Linked DNA regions of Homo sapiens: region 2 is linked to region 1. The links are chromatin contacts, found by Hi-C or POLR2A ChIA-PET in ENCODE. All regions are on one chromosome and are shown on one strand. The core of a region is the stretch at or near the end of the contact, and the rest is flanking DNA. Distances in the headings are between cores, read along the strand shown.

Region 1 (5,372 bases), core at 1,588-4,087:
CTGGAGTGCAGTGGCGCAATCTCAGCTCACCACAACTTCCGCCTCCAAGGTTCAAACGATTCTCCTGCCTCAGCCTCTGGAGTAACTGGGATTACAGGCATGCACCACCATGCCCAGCTCATTTTGTATTTTTAGTAGAGATGGGGTTTCTCCGTGTTGGCTAGGCTGGTCTCAAACCTCAGGTGACCCGCTCGCCTCAGCCTCCCAAAGTGCTGGGATTACAGGTGTGAGCCACCGCGCCCAGCTATTATTTCTTATAATTTAGAAAAATTAACAGGTTTTATTATATATTTTTCATTCCCTCCAACAGAGAAGTTACCATATGATCCTGTCTGCCCTTACCTCTGTTTGGGCCAGAATTGGTGGCCTGGTATTGCCAATAGGTTCTATGTTGGGGACAGCTTCTGCCCAGCTCTGTTATTAGGACTGGGAGCATGAGCTTCATCTGCCCATGCTGAAGATCACACGTGTGATTTTTTGTGTGTGGGAACAGCAGGTAGTTAATACCACAAATACATCTTGCCAGGTTAAATCAAAGGCAACAGTTAAAGTCTGAAATTCTTGAATGAACTTAGAGGGATCCTGACTAAATGAACCCAACTTGGATTGAATTTGCAAAAGATCAGACATGATCAGAAAAGGGACATGAACTTGGCTTGTTCCCAAATCTTCATTAGCCACCTTAGGGAGAGGCAAAATATTTTGGGGATTTTTCTGAGGACTCTGTACTAGTAGCATATGTGACTCCCCTGAGAGTATGTGAAGGGGAGAAAGTATTTGGGTATGTGGGTGGGAGATTGACTAGGGAATGGAGCAGATGGAGAGGGTGTAGGTGAAGAGTGAGCAGGTTGAGGAGGATGTAATAGGCAAAAGGAAGGATCATCTAAGACATCAGAACCGGGAAGGGAGGACGTTCCTTGGAAGCATACATGACAATTTGTATGTAATTTTGGGTTTGGATTTGGGGATAAAGCAAAAAAGACCTGAACATATGGGACTTCTGAATCCTTTCCAAGGTTCCGGCAAAAAATCAGTTAAGTTGTAAAGTAGCATTGCAATCCCAAGTTTCATTAATTGGCCAAATTGATTGATTAGGGAGCTTGTATTGAACCCAAGCAATATTAGAAAAAAGGATATGCTTTTTAAACTCTTATTTATTTTTTATTTGTATTTTTTGAGACAGAGTCTTGCTGTGTCGCCCAGGCTGGAGTGCTGTGGCGCCATCTTGGCCCACTGCAACCTCCGCCCCCGGGGTACAAGTGATTCTCCTGCCTCAGCCTCCCTAGTAGCTGGGATTATATGTGCCCGCCACATATAATTAGCCCCCTGGCTGATTTTTTTTTTTTTTTTGTATTTTTAGTAGAGACAGGGTTTCGCCATGTTGGCCAGGCTGATCTCGAACTCCTGACCTCAGGTGATCCACTCGCCTCGGCCTCCCAAAGTGCTAGGATTACAGGTGTGAGTCACTGTGCCCGGCCAAGTTTTGCATTTTTAGTAGACTCCCGGTCTTTAACTCCGGACCTCAGGTGATCTGCCTGCCTTGGCCTCCCAAAGTGCTGGGGTTACAGGCATAAGCCATTGTGCTCAGCCTTATATGCTTATTTTTAAGAGTTTGTGGGTCAAAATGAGACCAATGGGACCATTTTTAAGGAGGCAATCCAAGGGCGAGTTGGATGGAACTGAATTAATTGAACCGAAGTTGGGTTTAGACAAGGAACTACAAGATCCCTGAGGCATCCCTGTGTAGAATTGAGATCCACCGCTTCCAGGACAAGGCTTATGGAGTGTTAAAATGAAAGTGCCCTGCCACTCTGACAGGCAATAGCTCTTTTGTCTTGGCCTTGGGGTAATACCGGGGGATGGCGCTTGGCCAGAAACTGTCAGTTGCCAACGAGAACTCAAGCTGGTTCACTGGCAGTCCGAAAACAGAAAAGAGCCCTGGCCAGTCCCTCACCCCTAAGGGCAAGGACAGCCAGGTATCCCTTCTCTAGGGCTTCAGGATCCCACAGAAGAGCTGCCTCCACCGGGACCGGCAGTTCCCCAAAGAGTAAAGAACCAGACCGTGGAAGGAAGCAGAGAGAAAAAGGAAGAGGGAAATCCCAGTGAAGTCCCCGTATGGGCCACCAAGATGCCAGGCGAGGTGTCAGAGCTCCGGAACCGGGAAGTGGTTGGCTCCCGGGTGGTAAAAGAACTTATCAACAACCGTGTAGGTCTGAAAAGGAAAGTTTTATTAGACGGAAAGGACGAGGCAGCAGAGCGCAGTAGGCGCTTCAGCAAGAGAGGACTGAGCTCCCTGCGGGGAACTGCAGGGTAATTTGGACCACATTAGTCACTTAGGTCATGGTAAATGGTTACATTTGTCGATATTTTGGTGCCTTGATGTCAGCAAAGTTTGCACAATGGGTCTTAACGTGCACTCATTCCGGAAACGTACAGAAATTCTAGTTACTTATAAATTCTTGGGACGGAAGCTTGGTACCAGATGTGGCTTTAGACAATAGGGAAGTGTCATTCTGAATTGCTCAGATAAGGGGCTTTGCCTCCTGTTGGTCGACTTGATGGCCACCAGGTGATCTCTGGTCTCTTCAGTGTGGCTTTGCAGACTATAAAGGCGCAGCGCGCCAACGAGGCGGGTTGGCCCCAGACGGCGGAGAGGAAGGGCAGAGTCGGCGGTCCTGAGACTTGGGGCGGCCCCTTGGAGGTCAGCCCCGCTCGCTCCTCCCGGCCCTCTCCTCCTCTCCGAGGTCCGAGGCGGGCAGCGGGCTGTGGGCGGGCAGGAGGCTGCGGAGGGGCGGGGGGCAGGAAGGGGCGGGGGGCTCGGCGCACTCGGCAGGAAGAGACCGACCCGCCACCCGCCGTAGCCCGCGCGCCCCTGGCACTCAATCCCCGCCATGTGGGGGCTCCTGCTCGCCCTGGCCGCCTTCGCGCCGGCCGTCGGCCCGGCTCTGGGGGCGCCCAGGAACTCGGTGCTGGGCCTCGCGCAGCCCGGGACCACCAAGGTCCCAGGCTCGACCCCGGCCCTGCATAGCAGCCCGGCACAGCCGCCGGCGGAGACAGCTAACGGTGAGTTCCCCGACCGACGGTCCGCTCCCCCGCAAGCCGACTGCCCGGCTCTCCTGCCCCGTGGGGCGATCCCTCCCTAACACGCGGGCACACGCACACCCACGCACACTCACAGTCATGCACACTCACCCCGCACGCACACTCGCACTCACGCGCACACACGCGCGCGCACTCACACACATTCACACACGCGCACACTTGCACTCACACGCGCGCGCATTCACACGCATGCACACACACGCACACTCACACGCGCGTGCGCGCACACACAGTGCACGCGCGCGCACACTCACACTCACAGTGCACACACACATATACACACTCACACTCCCTCAACTCCCTGCTGGGAGCAATGGCTGCTGACTCGGCAGCCCCAGTTCCCTGCCAGACCTAGTCAGCAGTCCCAGGACAGGCGCCAGTGGGATGCTGCCTCTTCCAAGCCCCAAACCTTCCCTTTTCACCAAAGACAAAACAGGCCAGAACTGGCAGGAGGGGAGACAGAGGGGCAGAAGCTCTCAAGGTGCAGAGCAAGACTGCGTAGGAGAGAGTTTGAAGGCGAGGGCTGGAGAGAAAGAACAAAAGGAAAGAAGGGAGAGCCCCTCGCTGAGGCTGCCGGGAGGATGGGGCAGAGCGGGAGAGGAAGGCAGCCCGACCTCCCAGCTTTCCAGATGTGGAATAGGAGAGGAGGAGCGCAAGCGGAGGGCACTCAGGGGCTTCTAGAGGAGGCAAGTGGAGGAGGGTCTTGAAGGGTGATGTCCCCGAGTCAGGGGAGTCTGGAGAGAGAGAGAGAGAGAGGGCTGCCAAGAAGGAAGCGGCGGGCAAAGGCACAGGGGCACCAGATGCGGAAATGGGCAGCCTGTTCTGGAGGCAGCTGTGGAGCTTCGATGGGTACCCCCAGCACCTGCCTGGGCAGAGCCTTGTGCTGAAGGGCCGGCGGGCAGGCCCAGCCCTGAAAGCCTCGACACCCAGGCAGACATGGATTCCAGGACAGGCCATCTGAGCCCAGAGAGCAGACACAACAATGGAAGCGGCACAGGGGTTTTGGGGCATGATGCTGAGTCTGGAGCTAAGAAAGCCTCCTTGGAAAGGCATCTGGGCTGAGATGCAAAGGAAGAATGGGAATTAGGTGAAAAAATCAGAGGCGAGGGGTAGCATTACAGGGGAGGGGATAGCTAGTGCAGAGGCCCGGAGGTAAAGTGCCAGACTCAGCTCTTTGGAGCAACCGAACAGTTTCTAGAGGCTGGGTGCAGCTCTCCATTGGATTAGAGGTTCACAGGGGAGGCTGGCCAAGCATGTAGTTACATCAGGGAGGAGAAGGAGGAGCCAAGGAAGTGACTGGAGAGGCAGGTTGGGGTCAGATTGCAGGCCTTTGATGTCCTGTGAAGGCTGTTAGATCCTGGTGGTGTGGCCTGCTGTGGGCTCACATGTCTTCTTGGGCTGGCAGACCTTTCCATCCGGGGTTTCACCATTCTTCCTTTCCCCCATGCTGTGCCTCTCGGACCCCAAGGGACCTCAGAACAGCATGTCCGGATTCGAGTCATCAAGAAGAAAAAGGTCATTATGAAGAAGCGGAAGAAGCTAACTCTAACTCGCCCCACCCCACTGGTGACTGCCGGGCCCCTTGTGACCCCCACTCCAGCAGGGACCCTCGACCCCGCTGAGAAACAAGAAACAGGTACTTCCTCTCCAGGGGCCCAGCCCAGACTTGCAGCCCCTGGGGCACTTTACCAGCACAGCTCTTGGCCTCATGGGCACCGGCACGCCCCTTGCTTGCCTAGCGCAGGAGCAACCTTAGGCTCAGCTTCCCACCTGCCCTGGCTACCCTCCCTCTGGTCCTGTCTCACTGTTCTATCCCCGCCCCAGGCTGTCCTCCTTTGGGTCTGGAGTCCCTGCGAGTTTCAGATAGCCGGCTTGAGGCATCCAGCAGCCAGTCCTTTGGTCTTGGACCACACCGAGGACGGCTCAACATTCAGGTCAGTAATCCTGGCTCGGAGCCATGGTCTCAGGGTAGGGAAGGCAGCCCCTGGGAGCTTCTCTCCTGCCTCCTCTCTGTCCTGGCCTGCCCCACTCTGTCCAACTGGGCCTGACCACCATGTCCTGTGTCTGCAGTCAGGCCTGGAGGACGGCGATCTATATGATGGAGCCTGGTGTGCTGAGGAGCAGGACGCCGATCCATGGTTTCAGGTGGACGCTGGGCACCCCACCCGCTTCTCGGGTGTTATCACACAGGGCAGGAACTCTGTCTGGAGGTGAGGCAGACTAACCCTAGGTCAGGAGGTCACAGAAGGACTGGGGTGGGAGTCCTGGGG
Region 2 (5,372 bases), core at 1,924-4,423, 73 kb before region 1:
TAACACAGTATGTACAAGGACATTCATTGCTGTAAGAGAAGAACCTGGAAACAAATATTTAACCCAAAGATGTTACAGTACAGCCATACAACTAAATAAGTAAAAGCATGTCAACAGAAAGAACAAATAACTCTCTATATATGTTGATAATAGAATGATTTCCTAAATATGTTAAGTAAAAAAACCCAGTAAGGTGTGAGTGGTACGTCCCATGGTGGGAGGAGTATGGATAAGCAGGCACATATTTATAAAGCAACAGTGTCTATGGAAGGCCATATAAACTGAAAACTTCAGCCATCTCTGGGGAGGAGGTTAGGGAGACAGGAGACTTGGGGCCAGGGTAGGAGGGACATTTTTCTCTATATACTCTTTTGTATTGCTAGAACTTTTGAATTTTTCTCTCATCTGCATTAATTATCTTTTCCCAAAATTGAGCAGGATTCTCTCTACACCTTCCTCTGGGTCTAAGAGGCTGTGACTCTACCTCTGTCAGACCCAACCAGTGCCTCCTATATTGCAGGGGCATCTGCATTTGGCCCTATATTGCCCCCAAATGATCTTTCCAAAATTCTTTCAGCCCAAGTCCCTGACCTCCTTTAAATCCTCTAGTAGCTCTCCATTGTCCTTACCTGATCCAGCTATGATTAACCTCTTCCCTCCTCCCCAAGGACAGTGGATTCCTTCCACCACCAAGTTTGCTTGTGCTGCTCCCTCTTGCCTATGTGTGCAGTCCACCACGCGCAAACTCCTATGCATCCTTCATGATCCGAAGGCCCCCCCGTCCCAGGAAAGCTTTCCCAAATCACCCAGGCAGGGGATGCTCCCTACACAGCCTGGCAGAGGCTCTGCAAATACACGGCCAAAATTCAAATCTTGACTATTCCCTCATTTGCCCACTGTTTGGCCTCAGTTTCCAACCCTGTAGAGTAGGAATAAGCCCTTTTATGACTGTTGAAAAGACTGAGGGAATTCATGGAAAACATTACATAGCTTGTCACAAGGCAAATAAAAAATAGCTATTATTATTATCACAATCTTATAGCACCTGTGATGTATTTATATCCACCTGTCCTACATTAGACTCTGAGTTCCTCAAAGGTTAAGGACTGACTTCCTCACTTTTGTATCCCAAGCAATTCACCTGGCAAAGGGAAGACACATGAATGTACTGAAGTCAGAGGGGTGGTTTTTCTGGTTCTGTATTTCACCCAGATGTTAAGTGGCTAAACAGAGAACAGGCCCCGGGATCCCACCATGCCTTACAATGCACGGTATCAGCCAGGTCACTTTGAGCAGGCAGAGGTGAAAAGAGACTGAAGGGCTTTTAGTCTTTCAGAGACAGTTTTTTGGAGGCCAGTGGGATATGGGACCTACCAGTTCCCACCTGCTGACTGCTTATGGGGGCTGGGTGGGATGGACATGGGGAAGCCGGGAATCAGAAATACTAAAAGTCCTGGGCATGTACTCCAAGCAGGCCTTCAAAACACGAAAAAATCTCTTGGGAAGTGGATACCGGGAAATAAACAGAGCCTAGGCATAAGAGAGAAGAGATTGGAAAGAATCTACAAGACAACTTGGAGGATTCTCCCACCACGGGAGATAGAAAGGTGGGCAAGACACAGCTCCTGCCCGCAAGAAGCTTCTCAAATGAGAAGAACTTTAAAAGAAAAAGTGGAGCTTGGCAGGTAAAGGTGGGGAAGAAAGAGGATCACATAAAACAAAAACATCCCAACATGTGAGGGGGCAGTCAAGCAGCTCTGAATACTAGCCAGCAAGCGGGATGAGGGGAAGGAGAATTGGAGGATCCGATTAGGCTAAAAGTAAAGGAGTAAATTGAGGCAAGATTGTCAAGGGCTTTGTATGACCTGATAAGGCATTTTAGGCTTCATTCATCCCATGGGAAAAAGAAAAGCGAGGGAGTTTTTAAGTAAACAAGTGACAGCATCAGATCTGTTTCTGAAAGGAGTGGCCAGGCAGGAAGATGTTCGCCCTTTCCTAGTCAGTCCTCCTCTCGCCCACCATCTTCTGTTTCTCAGGCTGCCTGCACAGCTAGCAGGTGGCAAACGAAGCCATCTCCAGGGTGATGTGGACTGGTTCTAGAGCCGGAATCCCTCTCCTGAGCAAAGGCTTCTGATGGCGTTCACCCTGCAGAGGGTGGATTTGCACATTCTTCTTTTCCTGTCTTACAAATATCATCAGTGATCTCAAAAATAAAAACGAAACCCTCAAGACAGGACTCTGCTCTGCTATTTTTTTTTTTTAATCTTCAGGAGATATAATTAGTAACTAATTTTTTCAAAAAAAATTTTTTATTTACCGAAAGTAAAAAGGGAGGGGACCTGCGTTCTCAATTGGCCTATTCTGAATTCTGGGCAGCTCTCAGCCCTTATTTCCCTTCTTAAACAGCCTCAACAGTTGGGAGAGGGCGGCAAGGAGAGGGGCCTGGGAGACGGGCCGGGGGACCGAGGGAGGTGGACTTGAAGGGAAAGAAAAGTTGGTCACTGCAAAAGCAAATTTTCTCATGCCAAGAGTTTTCCTCTTTCCTCCCATTAAATGGACCTGAGCAAATTCTGTTCTCGCCGTTCTAAGTTTCTTCTCTGAGAATCAACTCTGGCAGTGCCCTGGCCTGGTCCCAGAAGGACGCATGCAAAGTTCCTGGGCAGTCGCGAGGGGTCGGCACTCGGGCCGGCACGTTTCCGGGGACCCCCTCCCCGCGACGGACCCGCAAGGATGCACAATCAACCTGCAGGCGCCCGCAGGCTTCTACCCGGAAAAGATGGCTTAGGGCTTCGGGCTCCGGGCTCTGGGCTGTGGCCCGGGACCCCTCCCACCGCCCCCGGGAGCCGCTCCCCCTTCCGGAGCCCACCCGGGCGCAGCGGCCGCGAACACTCACAGAGTCGGGCGTTGGGCGGGACCGCTGGGGACGAGGACAGCGGCTCCGCCTCGGCTCCGCGGCGGCGTTTCGGGCCGCCACTAGCCCTCAGGGCCGCCGCCCGGCCCGCGGCTCCGAGCCCCGCGGCGGCGGCGGCGGCCTCGCCTCCATGGCGAGGGGAAGCGGCTGAGGGGCGACTGGGCGGGCGACAGTGATGGCGGCAGCGGCCGGGGTCCGAGCGCGATCGCGCGCGCGCGCGTCTCTGTCAGCGCCGCACTCGCCGCAGCCTCGCTCCCGACCCGGCCTTGGCTGTAAGACGCGTGTTCATTGGCTGTTCAGAGACAGGCGCTGGTTGGCCGACAGCGAACGGGCGTCTCCGGCCCGCGCGGGCCCCGCCCTTGCGCTCCGCTGGGCGCTCACTTGCCGGCTGGGGCGCCGAACCCGGTCGCACGTTCTCCTGGTAGCTCCAGAGGGGTTCGCCCCGGGGCTGCCCAGTCCTTCGGGAAGCTGGACCCCGGAAGGACCGGCTGCGAGTGCACCAGTGCCTTCAGCCATTCTACAGTCACAGGCCTCATGACTTGGGCCTTCTTCCCAGTTTACAGATCAGGAAACCGAGGCCAGGCACAAACTACACCAATGTCTAGCCACCAGGGCGGCCTGCAACTCGAGAGCCATCTTCCTAACCCTCTCCAAACGTGATACTGTGGGTCTTTTTTTTCCCTCCCCTAATTGCTGCAAAGAACGACGGATCTCACTGGGGAGGGAGAGGAACCTGCCAAGTCCCTAGAACGGATCTGGCTCCGTGGGTGTCGTCTTATATCAAGTCAGCCCACGCCGTCCCCACCCGAGCTCCAGGGTAATCTCCCCCGCTTTCCAGATGCGCATGCTGGGGCCCCGCTCGCCACCGAGCTGAGTAGAAGCACAACACATGGTGCTCTGCGATGGAGGTGCCTTTTGCGATACGCCTGGCGGGGGAGGGGAGGCTCAAAACGCAGAGAGGAGCCAGAGTGCGCCCTCCCCCGGCCGGGGTTGGGGCGCGTACCCCCTTCCCGGCGCTCCCGGCACGGCGTCTGGTGCGTGACACCCGCGAAGCAATCGCTCAGTCCATCCAGCGGCAGCAGGTTCCTACACGGATCCCCGCGGGTGCTGCAGGACCTGAGCGTCTGCGGCTGAAAGCCGATTACGCAGTCGAGATAGGTGGTGGCAAATGCGACATTTCGCCGGGTTGTGATCCCCAGTAGGGACCCCTGGACATTCCGAGACCCGCGCAGGGCGAGCGGCTGGGCGTCTGCAGGCAAAAGACAGATTGCACAGTAGCGCACAAACCGAGCTTGCGGGTAGGGGACGCTTTATCCCAGACCCAGAGTCTGCGGTTCCCGGGGTAGGTGGCGGCGAGTCTCTCCTCCAGACCGGGCAACCCCTGAGTCCCCCTCACGCACCCCAGGCCGGAAGGAGTCCCACATTCGGGGCGCCCCCGGGGAAGGGTTGTGACCGGCGGCAACTCTTCATGGCAGGAAACACTGCGGCGCAAAAGGGGCTCCCAGCAGCCCCCACCATCTCCAGTCCTACCATCTCCGGTCCCCACCACCGCCTTCTGTTGGGGCGCCAGTTAGGGACTCTGTGCCCCACTCCTCCGTATTGTGGGCTCACATCAGCAGCCCCTACCATCTCCAGTCCTACCATCTCCGGTCCCCACCACCGCCTTCTGTTGGGGCGCCAGTTAGGGACTCTGTGCCCCACTCCTCCGTATTGTGGAATAAGTTAGTCCATGCTAACCAGAGCCAGGGCCTGGGAATATGGGTGGGGCGGGCCTCAGGCCGTCCCCTCCCCAGCAGGGAAGTCTCTCCTTGAGTGGGAGTTGTGACTCTCTCTCCCTCTCAGCAGGGCCAGCCTAGAGGTGAGGGTGAAATGGCCGAACCCGACACCTCTGACCAATAGACACTCCAGCCCAAAGGCCCAGAGTCCACACGCCTACTCTCCTAACGCTCAGACCCCAGTGAGGGTGGATCCTTCCCCACGCCCAACATTCACATATCCCCTTAAGTCCAAACTCAATCTATCCCGCAACACCGAATGGAAAAGTGAAAAGCAGGAAGTCAAAGTGTGAAAACCCCTAACAAGTAATGACTGCAAACGCAGGAGGTACCTCAGTAGCTGGGATAGCAGCCCTATGCTCTAGAACCAAACCCCACCAGCTTACTTTTGCCTTATATCTAATTTACACTATTATTTCTTAATATGTTTCTTTTTGTTGATTAGTTTTTTTTTACTTTTTATTTGTATTACCCTAGAAGGGGTTGACATGCTACTTATATTTTTAATATAACTGAAATAGTGATTGCAGTAAGTGTTCATCTTTGAGATTATCTGAAGGACCCCTTTTGGATATGACCACACTTGGAAAAATTGTTGTTGGGCGTGGTAGTCAAAGAGCCCGGGGTTTCCAGCCCCACCATGTGCTGGGTGACCTGAGCCTCCCTCTGCAACTCTTCCTGGAACT

Evidence for each region. A loop is a pair of places that touch in the nucleus more often than their neighbours do. ChIA-PET counts read pairs that join two places held with the same protein, here RNA polymerase II (POLR2A). Pooled maps may share reads with other maps.
Region 2: a loop to region 1 is called in a pooled map, with 10 times the contacts of the local background. The contact joins the promoter of PTPRA here to the promoter of CPXM1 in region 1. A Hi-C loop is called at or near these places in 13 of 37 single-sample maps with no recorded cell type and 8 of 50 pooled maps. POLR2A ChIA-PET finds 5 or more read pairs at or near these places in 6 of 52 experiments (A549, H1, HEK293T and 2 more).

Annotation. Positions count from the first base shown.
Region 1 is chr20:2,798,092-2,803,463 of GRCh38, reverse strand. CPXM1 (carboxypeptidase X, M14 family member 1) reads left to right here and starts at 2,837. Exons shown (of 14, transcript NM_019609.5): 1 at 2,837-3,063; 2 at 4,571-4,738; 3 at 4,927-5,036; 4 at 5,173-5,312. The coding sequence starts at 2,892. RefSeq lists enhancers at 2,294-3,279, 3,280-4,267, 4,268-5,255.
Region 2 is chr20:2,871,282-2,876,653 of GRCh38, reverse strand. It overlaps PTPRA (protein tyrosine phosphatase receptor type A), which reads right to left and starts at 3,173. Exons shown (of 24, transcript NM_001385305.1): 1 at 2,894-3,173. RefSeq lists silencers at 2,700-2,979, 2,990-3,039, 3,220-3,289, 3,910-4,049 and enhancers at 2,534-3,163, 3,164-3,795, 3,796-4,425, 4,426-5,057.